Regions from separate parts of the Homo sapiens genome. Here region 1 is linked to region 2. The links are chromatin contacts, found by Hi-C or POLR2A ChIA-PET in ENCODE. All regions are on one chromosome and are shown on one strand. The core of a region is the stretch at or near the end of the contact, and the rest is flanking DNA. Distances in the headings are between cores, read along the strand shown. Region 1 holds the start of TENT4B (terminal nucleotidyltransferase 4B). Region 2 overlaps ZNF423 (zinc finger protein 423).

The links. A loop is a pair of places that touch in the nucleus more often than their neighbours do. ChIA-PET counts read pairs that join two places held with the same protein, here RNA polymerase II (POLR2A). Pooled maps may share reads with other maps.
Region 1: a map of ascending aorta shows a loop between it and region 2 (11-fold over the local background). The contact joins the promoter of TENT4B here to the enhancer-like site in region 2. A Hi-C loop is called at or near these places in 1 of 168 maps with a recorded cell type or tissue (ascending aorta) and 5 of 50 pooled maps. POLR2A ChIA-PET finds 5 or more read pairs at or near these places in 1 of 52 experiments (H1).

Annotation. Positions count from the first base shown.
Region 1 is chr16:50,150,988-50,156,081 of GRCh38, forward strand. TENT4B (terminal nucleotidyltransferase 4B) reads left to right here and starts at 2,319. Exons shown (of 12, transcript NM_001365324.3): 1 at 2,319-3,272. The coding sequence starts at 2,635. It also overlaps the pseudogene RPL10P14 and the pseudogene LOC124900375. RefSeq lists enhancers at 1,375-2,332, 3,970-4,019, 4,879-4,938 and silencers at 1,559-1,648, 1,869-2,038, 2,149-2,308, 2,539-2,638, 2,819-2,868 and 1 more.
Region 2 is chr16:49,826,347-49,831,102 of GRCh38, forward strand. The region is part of intron 1 of ZNF423 (zinc finger protein 423); the gene reads right to left. Among named protein-coding and RNA genes, the nearest start is that of ZNF423, 27 kb to the right of the region's middle. RefSeq lists an enhancer at 2,034-2,581. Within about 2 kb of position 2,413, at least 8 of the 41 ENCODE cell types and tissues checked have a DNase peak (open chromatin) inside an H3K27ac peak, as active enhancers do; they include ascending aorta, where a contact is called at or near this core.

The sequences.
Region 1 (5,094 bases), core at 1,069-3,568, 320 kb after region 2:
GGCTAATTTTGTATTTTTAGTAGAGATGGGGTTTTTCCGTGTTGGTCAGGCTGGTCTCGAACTCCCGACCTCAGGTGATCTGCCTGCCTTGACTTCCCAAAACGCTGGGATTACAAGTGTGAGCAACCGCCCCCGGACAGAGAAAACTTTTAATACTGATTTCTAGTAAAGCAACAGCAACAATCAAATTGAATGAATCAAAATTCCGAAGGGTTTTTTTTGTTTGTTTTTGGTGGACAGGAAGTAGGATTTACTGGGGAGTATTAAGAGGGGGCAGCACAGTGGAAGCCCTCACGAGGGCAGGGCACGCCACTTGTCCAGAGGGCCATGATGGGGATGTACTTGACCCCACAGTCATCTGCGATGAGCCGCTTTTCAGCCACCATGTCTTCAAATTCATCCGCAGTGAACTTGGTGAAGCCCCACTTCTTTGAAATGTGGATCTTCTGGCAGCCAGGGAACTTGAACTTGGCCCTGAGCAGGGATTCAATCACATGCTCCTTATTCTGCAGCTTGTTGCAGATGGACATGATAACTTGGCCAATGTGAACCCTGGCCACAGTGCCCTGGAGCTTTTCAAAGGCACCTCGAATATCTGCCTGGAGCCTACATTGGCGTAGTGCAAGGTCAAAGACATGAACATACATCTGAAAGGCCTGTCTCCATGGTCCCTTAGAGCAGCCCATACAAGAAACAGGCTGCATAAACTACCAAGGAAGCTGTTGTTTGCAGCTGAAGGGTCTTTGTGTGTTTTCCGTATTTCTGGTCGTGCTATTTATTCTCTTACCAAAAAAAAAAAAAAAAGTAAGGTCAGGCGTGGTGGCTCACCCCCTTGTAATCCCAGCAGTTTTGGAGTCTGAGGTAGGAGGATCGCTTAAGTCCAGGAGTTCCAGACCAGCCTGGGCAGCGCAGAGCAACTTCGTCTCTATGCCATGTTGACGCGTGCCTATAGTCCTAGCTACTCGGAGGCTGGGGCAAGAGGATCGCTTGAACCCAAGAGGCCGAGCCTGCAGTGAGCTGTGAATGAGTCACTGAACTCCAGATGACAGAGCAAGAGTTAGTCTCGAAAGAAAGAAAAAGGTAGAGCGACACTTAGTTCTTTGATAGTTTTCCACTATTTGTCATAAAAACTTTCCAGGATATTGAGCTCCCAAAATGGAAGGCCAATATCAGGCATCAGGGACTTGTTCTGGACGTTGGACCAACCTTAAAGGGCCCACATAGAAGCTGTTCACTTACTTTCTTTTAGTCTCTTGATTTAAAATACTTAACATTCCCCTTTCCTTGGCTTTTTAACCACTGAGATTTGAAAGACATGCAAATAACGACCTAGTGGACAATCTTTGCTGATGCTAAATCTTCATTTTAGGATTAAAAGGTTTTGGGTTTTCTTAAAATTTAATGCTGAACTCAGAAGAGCTTTCTAAGGCTGTTGGTGCACCTTAGGGCAGGAGAGCGTCTTTGCTACGCCGCGCAGGAGTGTGTCTGCTTCTCTGTGCATCTACACGTGTTTGCGTGTCCCTGTAAAGTGGGTTGAGTGTGCGGCTGCGGCTTTCCGCCCTTGGCTCACACTCTCAGTCTTAGTGGTCTCCCCCAGGGCTATGCATGGGGTACAGGTTTCTGTGGCCTCAGGCCGGGGTGAGGGGTCCCCCACCCCGGCCAGGGCGCAGCAGGGCGGGGCACACGTAGCCGTGCAGGGTCTCGCGCAGCCCGCGTCAGGACCCCGGGGCACACGCTCGGGCAGGGGGCGTGTCCCCACGCCACCAGAAAAAGTGTTATAGGCTGTTTTTTTTTTTTTTTTTTTTTTTAAAAAGAAAGTGTTTTAGAAAGCAGGCAGAAGCCAAGACGTCAGGAAGGGTTGCGAGGGCCCGGGATCCGGCGGCCACAGGGATGGGAGGGGCGAGGAGCGAGGGGCGGAGTGGCACCTCCCACAACGCGCTCCCTGCGGGGCGGGCGGCAACCTCCATGCGGCCTCGTCCACGCTCAGCACCGGGGAAGCCGAGGCGGAGAAGCCGCGCGCGCCTCAGAAGCTCCCGGACGCCCAGGTACGTGGGAGCACTCCACAGATGGCGCAAGTACGGTTGGGCCAGGCGGTTGCGGCCCCGTCGCGCCGCGGCCTCTGTGACGCACGGCGAGGCCTCCCGGGCTGCTGCGCGGCGCAGCGGGGGCGGGGCGAGCGCGTGAGGGCGGGGCGGTGGGGGGGGGGGGCGGAGCGAGAGGGGCGGAGCCGGCAGAGGCCCCGCCCCGGGGCCGGAGGAGCGAGGACGCTACGGAGCAGGCGCGTCTCGCTGCCGCCGCTGCCGCCGCCGCCGCTCGCTCTTCTGTGGAGCCGCCGCCGCCGCCGCCGCCATTTGCACGGGGACCCCAGTGACAGGGGCTCGGCGGAGGGGCGGAGGGGCGGAGGGAGGGGGGGAGGGCCCGCGGAGCCCCCGAGGGCGGGAGCGACGCCGCCGGCGCCGGCCGGGCTCCCTGCGCGACCGCGCCGCCCGCGGCGGGCCCCGAGCAGCAGCAGCAGCAGCAGCGGCAGCAGCGGCAGCAGCAGCAGCAGCCGAGGCCGGGCGTGCGCCTGAGGCGGCGGCGGCGGCGGCCCTGCGGGCGGCCGGGAGGGGCGGGGGCAGCGGCCGCCGCCGTTTGATGGATCCGAGGATCGCCTGGTTTCAGCCAGAGCAGCTCGGACCGTCCAACAGTCTGTGGATGCAGATCTGGGAGACGACCCAGGGGCTGAGGAACCTCTACTTCAACCACCACTGTCACAGCAGCGGCGGCGCGAGCGGCGGCGGCGGCAGCAGCAGCAGCAGCAGCACGGCCACCGGCGGGAGCGGCAGCAGCACCGGCAGCCCCGGCGGCGCGGCCTCGGCCCCGGCCCCGGCCCCGGCCGGCATGTATCGCTCCGGGGAGCGCCTGCTGGGCAGCCACGCGCTGCCCGCGGAGCAGCGGGACTTCCTGCCCCTAGAGACGACCAACAACAACAACAACCACCACCAGCCCGGGGCCTGGGCCCGCCGGGCGGGCTCCTCGGCGTCCTCGCCTCCCTCGGCGTCCTCGTCCCCGCACCCTTCGGCCGCCGTCCCCGCCGCCGATCCAGCCGATTCGGCCTCGGGCAGCAGCAACAAGAGGAAGCGCGACAACAAGGCCAGCACGTATGGACTCAACTACAGCCTGCTGCAGCCCAGCGGAGGGCGGGCCGCGGGGGGCGGCCGAGCAGACGGCGGCGGGGTCGTGTACAGCGGGACCCCGTGGAAACGGAGGAACTACAACCAGGGAGTCGTGGGGTGAGTGCTGGCTCTGCGGCCCGATGGCCTGGCCGGTGCGAATGCGCAGCCGGGCACACGCCCACAGAGGGGGGTTGTGAGGGTCTAGGAGCGGCCACCCCCACGGCCTGCCTTCGCTGCTGTTGCACGGGGGTGCTGCTGGCCATCCCCAACCCCCCAGTCGTTCACACCTTTCCCCAAGCCTCCTTAGCCGTCCACACCCTCCGTCTCCTGTCCTCCCTTAGTCGTCCACACCTTCCTCCCCTCCCTCTTAACCGTCCACACCTTCCCCAGGCCCCCCCCTTTATCCATTCACTCTCCTCCCATCCCCCTTAGTTAAACACATCTACCCTTGACCACCACCCCGCCTCCAGCCCTCCACACCTTTTTCCCCATCATCACAACTCAAGATGAGACCGCTTAGCACGGGCCTATCATTCATTCCCTGAGAACATTGGTGTGTGAGTGTTTTTTGATGGTGCAGGACCCGGAGGTGCTTTCCTTGCCAAGAATAGAAACATCCAGAATGCTCCTCCCCATCCCCCAATCCCAGACAGCAATTATGTCAGCCCTGTAAGGCATTGCCTGCTCTTGACCCTTTGGCCCATCTTTTTATTTTTAAAAAATTCCCATGTCACAGATGCCCTGTCTATGCAGAGGGTGGCGTGGGATGGGTGACCACTAAGTTTAGGCTGGTGAAGGTGGTGAGCCCTTCTGAGGCCCTGATAGAACTTTCCAGGAGTTCATGGTCCGCGGCTCCAGCTTCTCACTGTAAAGTTGTCATCCTGGCAGAGGCAGCCAATGCTTTTCATTCTAGGGGGTAGAGATTTATGCTAATGAGTGAATATTGCACCACTAGTGACTTTCTGTTTAAAGTTCAGCTCTTAGAAAATGGAATCTTACCTGACCCCTAGTGAATTATGTACATAAGCAGGGAATGTTTCCAACTAGATCTCCCTTCAGAAGAGTCCCTGTGCTGGAATAGGTCACTGAATCTTATTTGTTTTGTAAAACAAAGCTTTTGGGTCTCGTGGGTGTGTGTGTGTGTGTGTGTGTGTGTGTGTGTGTGTGTGTAGCTTGAGTATGGAGAACCGGCTTTCAAATTGCTTTTCATTTTTCAGGTTGTGTTTTACATTGAGGGCTTTAGCATGCAAATGAAATTACCAATTAGTAATCCCATGTGAACCTTTTCCTGGATTTATTCATTCAGATCTGCCCTGCTTTGGCTGAGAGAGAGAGTTCTGTGTACCTTTTTGAAGGTCTGGATAAAATGAGTTGGTGGGTTCCATCTGCTTCCAGTGGGCTGGTGTCTGCTCTATGCTACTATTACAACTCCTACCTTTTGTGGAAAATGCAGTCAAGCGTTCTAGGACTGGTGCTGTGGTACATGTCAAACCTGCCCTCACATTCCAGAAAGGGAACCCTTTTAGGGTTGAGTCCTCTGTTGCTAAGCTTCAAGGGTGCTCTCCATGGTCATCACGTTTTATTAAAGGCTTGTGGTTCCATCCTGTTAGCATTTCCAAGTCTACGCGTAAACCTGTGGTTTAGTGACAAGCAAATTGATGTTGAGGGTTTCTGGTAGTTTCATTTCACAGGAGTAAGCTCCAGTTAGGTAATCACTGTCAACGAAAACCTTGAAGTTCCTTAATTGCATTTTACTGAAGCCTCTTTGCATGTGTCTAGCAAAAGATATAAGTCCAAGATGCTTATTTTTTTTTTGATAAATTAGAAATTGTCCTCTCCTCTACTTGCTATTTAATGCAGAAGATACTCTAAAAGGTTCATATTTATACTTAGAAGCAAGATGTTCTTGTTCCTGATTCAAATATATTGCCCTCAAAGG
Region 2 (4,756 bases), core at 1,163-3,662:
GAGGCAAAGCTCTCAACATGGCCAGGGCACGCAGCAGCAGGGGCTACCCAAAATGCAGTTAAGGGGAAGGGGAACAAGTCAGGCTGGATTGATTCATGGCATCTTCAACCTTAACTCCTGCCCAGAGCCAGGACTCTGATGTTGAGGTCCCAGTCCCTAACCACCTGTGTGATTGGGGAAGGTCATTACCCTCCCTAACCCTGTTCCTTGCCTGTGATAATAAGAATAACAGCACCAACCTCATAGAGTTGCTGTGAGAATCGAAAGAACTGAATAGGGACTGCTTATGTCTAGTGCCTGGGACGCAGGAAGGAATCAATACATGTTCACCATTACAGGGAATGTTTTCTACACAGAACTATCAGCCTGAAAGTGAGTCACTTTCCGACAGTTCTTTCCAGCTGTTGATGACTTACCAAAACTACCTGGACTCCAATTCCAAGTTCTTTAAGGACGCAACAAAACCTCCTTAATCTTCGATCCCAAAATTAGTCACCTGTGATACTCAAGTAGGGGTTTGACTAAGCATTTCTCTCTGACCTTTGAAAAGGCCACTGGGGAAGAAAGCAAAGGGACATGATAAAATGAGGATGCCTGAAAGGAGGGTCCCCGCTGCAACAGTGGTCCTCTTCAGGGGGACATTCCGGAGGGTTTGATTTTCTTCTCTATAGTTTTGTGTAGTATTCTTATCTGCTGCAATTGAGCAAGTATTGCAACATTTTAAGGACTTTACCATTCTGTGAAGGAAAAGATATTAAAAAATATAATTGCCAAGCAGCTCAGAAACATCTTCCGCATAAAATAAAAGAGATACATCTCCCGGCCCAGGTCAGCCATCTGACCTCATCACCCACTTCTCCCGATCACCTGCTCGCTCCAGCCTCCAGCCACAGAGCAGGCCCCCGCCTCATCCCTCCTCAAACACACCAGACAGTCTTCACCAGTTCCCCCACCCCTCATCCTTCCTTGTCTTCCTGAGCCCTCGTCTCTGACAAACTGTATACATTTCACTTCCTTGTCTGGTTACCAACAACAACAAGCAGAACATCAGCTCCAGGAGGGCAGGGGTTTGGATGTTTCTCACTGCAGCAGCAAGAACCCTACCTAGTCTGGGACACGACAGACGCTCAGTAATACTTGATTGGATGGAAGAATGAATGAATGAACAGCTAACTTTTTTTTTTTTTGAGTTGGGGTCTCATTCTATCTCCCAGGCTGGAGTGTAGCGGCTCAATCATAGTTTACTGAAGCCTTGAGCTCCTGGGCTCCGGCAATTCTCTCACCTCAGCCTCTCGAGTAGCTGGGACTACAGGCATGTGCCACCACGCCAGGCTAATTTTTGCATTTTTATGTTTTGTAGCAATAGGGTCTATGTTGCCTGGGCTGGTCTCACACTTCAGGCTTCAAACAATCCTACTGCCTCGGCCTCCGGAAAAATTGTTATGTTGCCTTTTTTTTTCAGTGGGGGTAGAGAAAGAGCTATTCCATTCTTTTTCTGGGGGTAGAATATCCCCTAACCCTGGGATTATAGGCGTGAGCCACCATGCCCAGTCTGAATGATTAACTTGAAATCACTCTTACACATTTATTAAAGCAGCCCCAAGAATCTCTTTTTACACACTTTCTTAGTGACCCTAGTATGAACTGCTAAAAGAACTTCCTGGAAGTACAAGTGCAAGCCATTTCGTTGACTCTTCTCCGATTCAGACTTTTCACGAAATTCACAGTGGCCTCCTGCCCAAAGAGCACCACCAGATGGCCCATCTCCAGGGTCCTGACCCCACATTCCAAATTCAGGCATTTTTCTTGAAGAGCATTTATCACTCAATCAAGCCACCCACCCTGCCAACCCTGAATAACACCACTTACGGGAGGCTCAGCCATCGCTGCTTAGAATCTCACTTGTCCTCAAATATCTCCTGTTTATCTTGGTAACAGTCTACATGAATAGTCCGTTTGTTGGAAGAACATAATATTTTCCTTGGCTTTTAGGCAACAGTCTGGCAAATGAGCATTTCCCCATGTAACTTGTGATGGCTTTATGCGAGCAGTTAATTAGAATTACACAGACATGTTTATAGAAGTTTAAATGAAGCATAGTTCGAGTTTGTGAAAATATATATAATTACTCACACCGACACTTCCCACTGAAAAAGAAAAGGCAACATAACATAAGCAAGTTCCCTAAAAGCAACAGCAGGGGCCTAGAAAAGACTCCGCCAGCTTAAACAGCTCCACTTTGAGGGACTTGGGGAGACCAAACCCTGTTGGGGAACCCACAGACCCACCACCAAATGCTTTGCTCATTAGACTCACACTGCAGCCAACAAATTCCCCAAAGAGCCCCTGGGCGGGCGCCATGCTCCAGGCGAGTCCTGTGTGGATCCTTGTACATACACTACAGTCCCGCCCACGCACACGCAGAAAGGCCATCATCTGTCCCACAACCGGCTATGGAGGAGAGGTCTGGAGACCCAGGGAGGCTCTTTCTCTACCCCCAGGGAGAATGAACCGTATTTTTGGCAGGCTGAGGACTCAAATTAGGGAGGCTTCATGGCAGGCTGGCCTGTGGCCTTCAAGACCCTTTCTAGCCTGGTTCCACTCGCCTCCTGGTCTGATCCCTGCTCCCGCTGGGCCCTCATTCACCCTCCAATGTTGCCAACCCAGCCAGAGCAAGCCGTTTTCTCCTCTATCCCCAGTCCCACACCAACAATGCAGCAGCACCCATATCATGTGGCTGTCCCCAGACCCACGTCATCTGAGCCCTGGGGATGGTCAAGCCGGCTATTCCAGGCAGTTACTCAGATTGCTTGTTAAACTTGAAGGAATCACAGCCAACTCTTTCCACCTCTGTGTTGTGTAGAATGACCAACTGGCTCCCAGATCAGCCTTACAATCTGGCATTGGCAATCCTCACAACGGAACTGCTTTCCCAGGAGTGGGCTGGGCTAGATACCCCTGAAATGGAAGGATCCCACTATCTCATGGACAGAGGGAGTCCCCAGCAGTGTAAACGAGCCCTCCTTCTTTGAGCCCGAGAGTTGGAGGTGGCAGTGAGCTATGATCACACCACTGCATTCCAGCATGAGTGACAAAGTGACACCCTGTCTCTAAATAAAAATGCAAAAATAAAAACTGTCCTGGAGCAAAGTGACCAAACCTGTGCAGAAAGGGTCAGATCCAGATGTCCAGACCAGCATCCATGTTGCCCCCTGGCTTCAGCGGGCACCTACCAGCCAGGAAGGCGGCTGAACTGTGTCCAGACTCCCTTCCTCAGCCCACTCCGCTGCACAGGTTCACCACTGCATGCCCTACCTCCAGATTGGATTTTTTCACAGAAGTGGCCCTTGGAGAAGCCCTGCCAGCAATCCCAACACTGTCAAGAGAAGTCAGCTCCATGGGCTCATGGAGAAGTTCTTGTTCTTCCTCAAAGAACAAGAAGAAATGTGGGGGCTCCAGTGGAGAGGAGGACAGAAACAGGAAAAAAGAGACAGGAATTCAGGTAAGATGGGGGACAAGCGGCTCCTTCATTCAGTCAATATCTCCTAAATGCCAACTACATGCCAGGCACTGTGAATCCCTTCTCCATCCCACTAACCCTTTCTCCTGAAGCCTAGGGACACAAGAGTGGGCAAGTCAAACCTGGCCCCTGTCCGGGGACAGTCGAGCGGCCACTGAGGAAGGAACTGTAAACAAGTGAATACATCAATAAATTCCTACTGAGAACAACTCACATGACATTAAAAAGAGCAAGAGAGAGACAGTAACAGCAGTGGGCCCACTTTGGGAGAAGGGTCAGGGAAGGCCGCGCAGAAGAGGTGACATTGAACCTGAGTCCAGAAGAAGGAGAAGGAGCCAGGCAGGCTAGTACAGAGGAAGAGTCTCAGTCACGGGGAAAGCCATGCAGAGGAAAGAACGGCACAGTCCTAGGACATGAGTTGAGGCCGGGGGACTGATGAGATGTGAGGGAGAGCTCCCATGACATGAGGGAGATGCTCCGGAACCTTGCATGGGAAGAGACAGCCGCTCACACAAGCTCCCCCAGACAGTGCTGGGTGCTCCCCAGCAGCCTTTCCCCCTCCTTCTTTCTTGCTGGCCTAATTCAAATTTTGCTTGAACATCCCCAGATTCACTAACTCCAAAGGGAGCTCCGTATGTTGGCCTGAGATTGGTGCAGGATGTTCAAGGGATGCCGTTGTCAACACAGTGAGATACAAGGGAGGGAACATGGGGACATTTAGGAGAGGTATCTTTCCCCTAAAGACAGGCCTGTGTCAGGGAGCTTCTCTCTCCTGGTCTTTGGACACTGATGTGTCGGGGGGTGATGTCTGGCACCACAGCAGCCATTTCTTCATCATGAGGAGACAAATCCGAGGGCACCAGCCAATGAGTTGAGCAGGACAGAGCATAAAGACAGAAGGCAGCTCGATCTCTGCTGACAGTACTGAGCTGCTCAGCTAAGTTCTCTGCAGCCACACTCCTCCACACTTCTCATCCTAGGAGATCTCACAGCCCCTCATGCTTGAGCTTTTCCGAACTTGGATTGCACATCTTGCAGCTCGAAGCATCCCAGGTGATACAATCCTGTGTCAGCCAGCCAGTTCCACCAAAATTGAATTTCTGACCTGACTGCTTGCTCTTCCTCTTTCCAGAAGACCCTGCAGGTTTCTCTGCACCGCTCCCTGCCAAGAGGAGCTCCAACTATCAGAGATGCAACCCTCTCCCCAGGGGAATTTCACAACCTCAGGGTGTGAGG